Linked DNA regions of Homo sapiens: region 2 is linked to region 1. A link is a contact called in ENCODE Hi-C or POLR2A ChIA-PET data. All regions are on one chromosome and are shown on one strand. Each heading gives the region's core, a stretch centred on a gene start or an enhancer-like site at or near the end of the contact. The rest is flanking DNA. Distances are from core to core; before and after follow the strand shown.

Region 1 (3,180 bases), core at 1-2,500:
CAGATGCCCCTTTCTGGATTATTCTGGGGGCTGCAGTTCGACTCTGTGCTGGCCAGCGAGCGCCCAGCTCCTGACACTGCTGGAGAGGCCCCAGCCGCTTGGCGATGCCAGCCAAGCTCTGCAGTCCCAGCGGTGGGACCTAGGGAGGCATGGTCTGCCCTCTGCATCCTCTGGAGCCAGCCGAGCAGGAGGCCTAGGAGGGTCCTCTGAGACTCCAGACCTGAGGCGAGAAGGGCTGCTTCCCTGAAGCTCCCACAGTCCCATCTGCTTCAGGCCCCCGCCTTGGCCTGTGTTCTTCCTGGCCGCCTGGGTCCAATGCTCAGGTGCTGGGGCCTGGTTCCCGGAGAAGTGTGCCTTCTCTCTCCCTTTTCAGGGACCGCCCCCTGTCTCTCAGGGCCAGGCCTCTCCCTCCTCCAGGAAGCCTTCCCCTACCCCTTGTCGCCCCTCCCTCCCAGAGCACCTGCTGTCTGGGTGGCTCACTCAGCACTTGGTGTGGCCTTCCCTTCTACCTAGCGGGATGGGGCTCCCCCAGGGGCTGTCCCGGAGGCGGTGGGCCTGGTTAAATAAGGCAGGGTTTATATGCACTTTCTTCCGATCTGTACCTGAGAGGTTTGTGGAAAAGATGGCAAATGGGGAATAAAAAGATTTTGTGTCAACAGTAGAGACTCCAGGCCACCAGCACCTCCCTCTGTCCCTGTCCCCTCTCCAGCTGTTTCCTCCATGGAGCTCTTCAGCAATGGAGGGAAATAGGGTTTGGGGTCACTTTGTTGTGCGTCTTGGGGATGAGGTGGCTTTTCCCAGATGGCCCTTGCTGGAGAGGGACTGGGACACGGCTCTCAGTCCATCAGCACAACTCTAGGCTGCTGCTGCGGAGGGAGAAGTTGAGCTTCCTAGCTCCAGAATCACAAGCACCCACGAGAGCACAGACCTGTGTAAGACAGGAAAGCAGAACCTGCCATCGCTCCTGGGGCGCGCCTTCCTTTCTGAAATGAACTGGCTGGATGGAGAAAACAGACTCAAATGTTCTGGCCCGGGTGCCTGGCACTCCCCACCCCCGCCCCCCACCGGCCCTATTTGAACTTTATATTGCAGTCAGCTTGGTGCTTTCCGAAATGCCATTAGCCATCAGGAAACCCTTGTAGTTGGTGCCTTGCCAGCCAGAACCTCTGGGACCCACGGACCTGCAAAGAGGCCGAGTGGAAAGGTGGGGGCCGGCGCAGGGATTTCAGGATGAGGTGAAAGCGATTCAGTGCGCGTCTGCCCTTGGCCACTAGGGGGCAGCTGGCGGCCTTCCCTGCTGTTGTCTTCCTGCAGGGTGAGAGGAGCAGGAGCCGAGCTCCACCCCCACGCCAGCCTTGGGCCCGGCCTGGGATCACTGCTGGGAACGTGAGAGTGAAGGGAGGACGCCTACCCCAGCTTAACTTGTAGAAATGGCCCCAGATCACTGATGGCTGTTCCCTGCCCCTTCCCTTCAAAACACAACGCATAAAGCAGTAATACTAATTAATACTGAACGCTCACTGTGGACTAGGCGTGTTTACGCATCGCCCCTTCTCATCTCTGCCCCGACCTCAGTGTCATTGCTAGTCTCATCCCCGCTTTACAGACCAGGAAACCAAAGGTCAGAGAGATCGAGTAACTGGTGCAAGTCCACACAGCTCATCAGCATCTGAGGCCGGATTCAAATGGACTCCAGAGCCTGCTCTTAGCCCCTACGTGTGTCTGCTGGGTGCGGCTCTGTGTGCAGGCTCACTGCGATTTTTTAGCTTTCTGTGCTCAGGCTCGTTTTTCTGGATTCGGATGTATTTGACCGGGGTGGGGCTCGGACCTGCATGTTTTCCTCCCCACGCGATTTTAATGAACAACCAGGCCAGAGGCTGCTGTGCCCTCAGTGATGGCGCTGGCTGACAGCCAGCCTCCAGCCTTTAGGAGGTGGGCCTGGGAGCCTCCCCAGGCTTCCATAGATGTCCGCGGCAGCTGTGAGATGGGTGCAGGGGACAGAGGCTGAGACCCCCAGAGCCCGTCTGCTCCTTGAGGCCCTCTCTCTCTCATTCCCTGGGGACAGGATGTCACTCCTGGGGCAGGGGCCAGCTCAACACTCTTGCTCCAGTGAAGCAGCTGCCGGTGCGCTTTGGCCAGAGCAACCTTTCAACCCAGCCACCCCTGCGGCCACCATATGGGCCTGGTGTCACACTCCTGGCTACCTTGTAGACAGTTGGCACTTGCGGCTGTCACCCCTTCTCATTGCCTATTGCAGTGGTTCTCGCTCTCAGAGCTGCACCTCGGAACCACCTAAGGACCCACGAATTCCTGACTCCACCCCAGATATTCTGAGTTAATCTGTCTCAGCGGTATCTTTTTAAAAAGACATCTTTTAAAAGCTCCCAGGTGATTCTAACGTGTGACCAAGCACCACATGGTGCTGCACACCTGTAGTCCCAGCTACTCAGGACGCTGAGGCAGGAGGATCGCCTGAGCCCAGGAGTTGGAGGCTGCAGTGAGCTATGATGGTGCCACTGCACTCCAGCCTGGATGACAGAGTGAGACCCCGTCTCAAAAATATTTTTAAAAAATAAGAAAATGCAGCCAGGGCTGAAGATACCGAACTGGATGACCCCAGGGTCATCTCTGCACGCCATTGTGGTGGTTGAGCACTTCAGCCCTGCCCACCCCCTGGCCATGTGACCTTGGGCAAGACAGCTTACCTCTGGAGGCCACAGCTTCCTCATCGGGAAAGTGGGATTCACTAATACCCACCTTATGGAGGTTTCGTGGGGATCAATGAGAAAATATACAGAAGGCCCTTGACACAGTGCGTGGCACACGGTAAGTGCTCAATAAATACTCATTATTATAACTGTCTTATGCTGAGAGATAAGGGTGTCTTCCAGAGCCCCAAAACTTCAGAATGGTGCACAGAGCTGGCTCAAGGCGCCCTGCCCAGATGGTCCAAAGCCCCTAGGTTGAGACCCCTTGGGTCGCTGTTGGAGAAACACACCTAAGGCCCACCGGCTTTCCCACCTCCCTGCTTCCTCTGCAAAGAGGCGGTCACATAGCACTGACACCTTCTTTGCGAGGGGAACAGCAGTGCCTTTCAGGTCATAAGCTGGAGCCGCTCCCAGGGTCTGCAGCCTGAAGTTCTCAGAGAATTTCCCTGGTTCTGGCAAGGGTCTCACTTTG
Region 2 (3,180 bases), core at 270-2,769, 98 kb after region 1:
ATCCTAGAAGCACTTGGACCACTGTGAATGTAAGAATGGAGATGGAGGCCGGGCATGCTTGCTCACACTTATAATCCCAGCACTTTGGGAGGCCAAAGCAGGAGGATCCCTTGAGGCCAGATGTTCAAGACCAGCTTGGGCAACATAGTGAGACCCCCCCGCCGTCTCTACAAAAAAAAAATTTTCTTAATTCGCTGGGCATAGTGGTGTGTGCCTGTGGTCCCAGCTACTCAGGAGGCTGAGGTGGGAGGATCACTTGAACCCAGGAGGTCAAGGCTGCAGTGAGCAGTGATTGTGCCACTGCACTCCAGCCTGGACAACAGAGCAAGACCCTGTCTCAAAAAAAGGGGGGCCAGGCGTGATGGTTCACACCTGTAATCCCAGCATTTTAGGAGGCCAAGGTGGGCGGATCACTTGAGGTCAAGAGTTTGAGACGAGCCTGGCCAACATTGTGAAACCCTGTCTCTACCAAAAATACAAAAATTAGCCAGGTGTGGTGGCTCACGCCTATAATCCCAGCACTTTGGGAGGCCGAGGTGGGCGGATCACAAGGTCAGGAGGTCAAGACCATCCTGGCTAACACGGTGAAACCCCGTCTCCACTAAAAATACAAAAAATTAGCCAGGTGTGGTGGCGGGCACCTGTAGTCCCAGCTACTCGGGAGGCTGAGGCAGGAGAATGGCGTGAACCCAGGAGGTGGAGCCTGCAGTGAGCCAAGATTACGCCACTGCACTCCAGCCTGGGCAACAGAGCGAGACTCCATCTCAAAAAATAAATAAAATAAAATAAAATAAATACAAAAATTAGCCAGGCATGGTGGCTCACTCTTGTAATGACAGCTACTTGGGAGGCTGAGGCGGGAGGATCACTTGAACCCGGGAGGTGGAGGTGCAGTGAGCCGAGATCGCACCACTGCACTTCAGCCTGGGCAACAGAGTGAGACTGTCTCAAAAAAAAAAAAAAAAAAAGGAGGAGGAGATGGACAAGGTCATCCTGTCGCCCCCTCTGGTCTCGCACCACTGGGGCATTGCAGGGAGCAGGAAACACCACTGCTTCTCTGGACTACTTGGGTCCATCTCTCCGCTGCCCCCACTGCACCGCCATGAGCTAGCCCAAACCCCTCCAGCTGTGACCTGTCTGACTACAGGAGGCGGAACGAAGGAGTCCCTCCCTACCTGCAGGGTGGAACGTTGGACCCCAGGGTTGGGAAGACGGAAGGAAGTAGACAGCCTCAGGAGACCCAGCTACCTGCCTCGCTAAGAGCTGTTCCTCCTACCTTCCTATTTATATTTCTTGTCGCTTTCCCTACCAATAAAATGGTAATAATCCATTTTTAGCACCCCCAAAGTCCCTACTGCTGGGCTCAGGGACACGAGATGCAGCCTCTGGCTGTCCATAAACACGAGAGACAGATGTTGTCAACATCTGGAGACAAGGGAGGCCCTGTTTGTGCCTGGGTCTGGGAAGTGTGCCCATCTGGGAGGAGTGTTCCAAGGGTAGGAGGCCCCCATCTGTCACTCACCTGGACTGAGGACACTTCCACCCCAGAGGAAGGCCCCTAGGCCCTGGCCAGGGCTTCCAGGCTTGGAGCCCCTTTGGAGGGGAAGCTGGGCAGGCGCCGACTGCCAGGAGGGGACTTCAAAGGCTCCCCTAATCCCTGTGACATTTTCAGACACAGGAGTTGGCTTTTTTCATGCTGAGGATCAAAGCCCAGAGCTTTATAAATAACCCTCATAAAAGCCAAGGAGCTTGTAAAGTCAAACAGTAAGTCACAAAGAGTGTGAGCCTTTCGGAGTAGGAGAGAGGCTGGGGAAGTCCAGCCCCTATCCTCGCTCCACCCCACCAGATGGCCACTCACCAGCACTCCCGGATGAGCCGAGAGATAGAAGGCCCAGTGGGAGGTCAGGAGGAAGGTCTGGGGGTGGCCTGGGTTGGACTTGGAGGTTCCTCTGCCACCCCTAATAGACATCCTAGATCTGGCCATTCATTCATTAAATCATTCTTTTGCTCATTCATTCTTTCAGTCAATCAGTCAATCAACAAACATTTCCTGATCCCATCCGTGGAAAAGACCTCTGGCCAAGGAACATGCACTTTGGGGTCACTAGGGTTCAAATCATAGTACTGCCTCTCCCAACGGGGTGATCTCCAGCAAATTACTTAATCTCTCTGAGCCTCAGTTTCCTCACCTTTAAAATGGGGATACATTTTGAACCTGTCCTAAGAGAGTTCTTGAGGAACTTCAGTGGGCATGGCAGGTGGGAAACACTCAAAACGTGGGTTATTATTACCATTAATCAGACAGCAATAGTAGTCATCAAAGGTGGTCTCTACAAGGTTGTTTTTGTTGTTGTTGTTGTTTTGCCTGGCTCTCAGTCTCCCCTAAATAACTTCCCCTTCTGCAGGGCCTAACTGGGAGGTGGGTTTTGGTTTGTGTTTTCTGTGAGTCACAGAGGCCATGAGTCATCACCCAAGAAGAGGCTGTTTCAGAGCCAGGGGGTCATAGATTCTAGTCCCATGCCCAGCACTTTCCAGCTGTGCGCCCTTGGGGGCCCCTGTCCTCCCTCTCTAAGCCTCAATTTCCTCATCTGTAAAATGAGGGCAGTGGGGAGGATCCAGTGAGGGTAGGAATATCCAGTGCCTGGCGCATAGTAGGTGCTCAGTAAGTGGCTGCGGATGCTTTTTTAGCCCTTCTCCCAGTGAGAATTTCCAAGAGAGAGGTCAGCATCAGTGTGGAAGAGATTAGAAGATGATGGGGGTCCCTGAAGCTCAGCATGTTGGAAGCTGCGGCCTGGGACCTCCCTTGGATGAGGAGGCCAGGAAGTAGGACAGACTGTACCAGTGTGTTGCCCTCACCTCATCAAAGGACCTTTTCTTTTTTTATTTTTCCTTTTTTTGTTTTTTCTTTCATGAGATGGAGTCTCACTCTGTCTCTCAGGTTAGAGTGCAGTGGCATGATCTCGTCTCACTGCAATCTCCACCTCCCAGGTTGAAGCAATTCTCCTGCCTCAACCTTCAAAGTAGCTGGGAATACAAGCACACACCACCACACCTGGCTAATTTTTGTATTTTTTTTTTTTAGTAGAGATGGGGTTTTGTTATGTTAGCCAGGCTGGTGTCGAACTCCTGACCTCAAGTGATGCACCTGCCTCGCCCTCAGAAAGTGCTGGGATTACAGGC

Evidence for each region. A loop is a pair of places that touch in the nucleus more often than their neighbours do. ChIA-PET counts read pairs that join two places held with the same protein, here RNA polymerase II (POLR2A). Pooled maps may share reads with other maps.
Region 2: a map of Caco-2 shows a loop between it and region 1 (3-fold over the local background). The contact joins two enhancer-like sites. A Hi-C loop is called at or near these places in 3 of 168 maps with a recorded cell type or tissue (Caco-2, GM11168 and ovary) and 2 of 50 pooled maps. POLR2A ChIA-PET finds 5 or more read pairs at or near these places in 6 of 52 experiments (A549, Caco-2, HepG2 and 3 more).

What each region holds. Positions count from the first base shown.
Region 1 is chr12:109,596,606-109,599,785 of GRCh38, forward strand. It overlaps MVK (mevalonate kinase), which reads left to right. Exons shown (of 11, transcript NM_000431.4): 11 at 1-1,520. Among named protein-coding and RNA genes, the nearest start is that of MVK, 24 kb to the left of the region's middle. RefSeq lists an enhancer at 1,923-2,612. Within about 2 kb of position 1,251, at least 3 of the 41 ENCODE cell types and tissues checked have a DNase peak (open chromatin) inside an H3K27ac peak, as active enhancers do.
Region 2 is chr12:109,694,552-109,697,731 of GRCh38, forward strand. No RefSeq gene overlaps it. Among named protein-coding and RNA genes, the nearest start is that of FAM222A, 18 kb to the right of the region's middle. RefSeq lists an enhancer at 1,281-2,090. Within about 2 kb of position 1,520, at least 3 of the 41 ENCODE cell types and tissues checked have a DNase peak (open chromatin) inside an H3K27ac peak, as active enhancers do.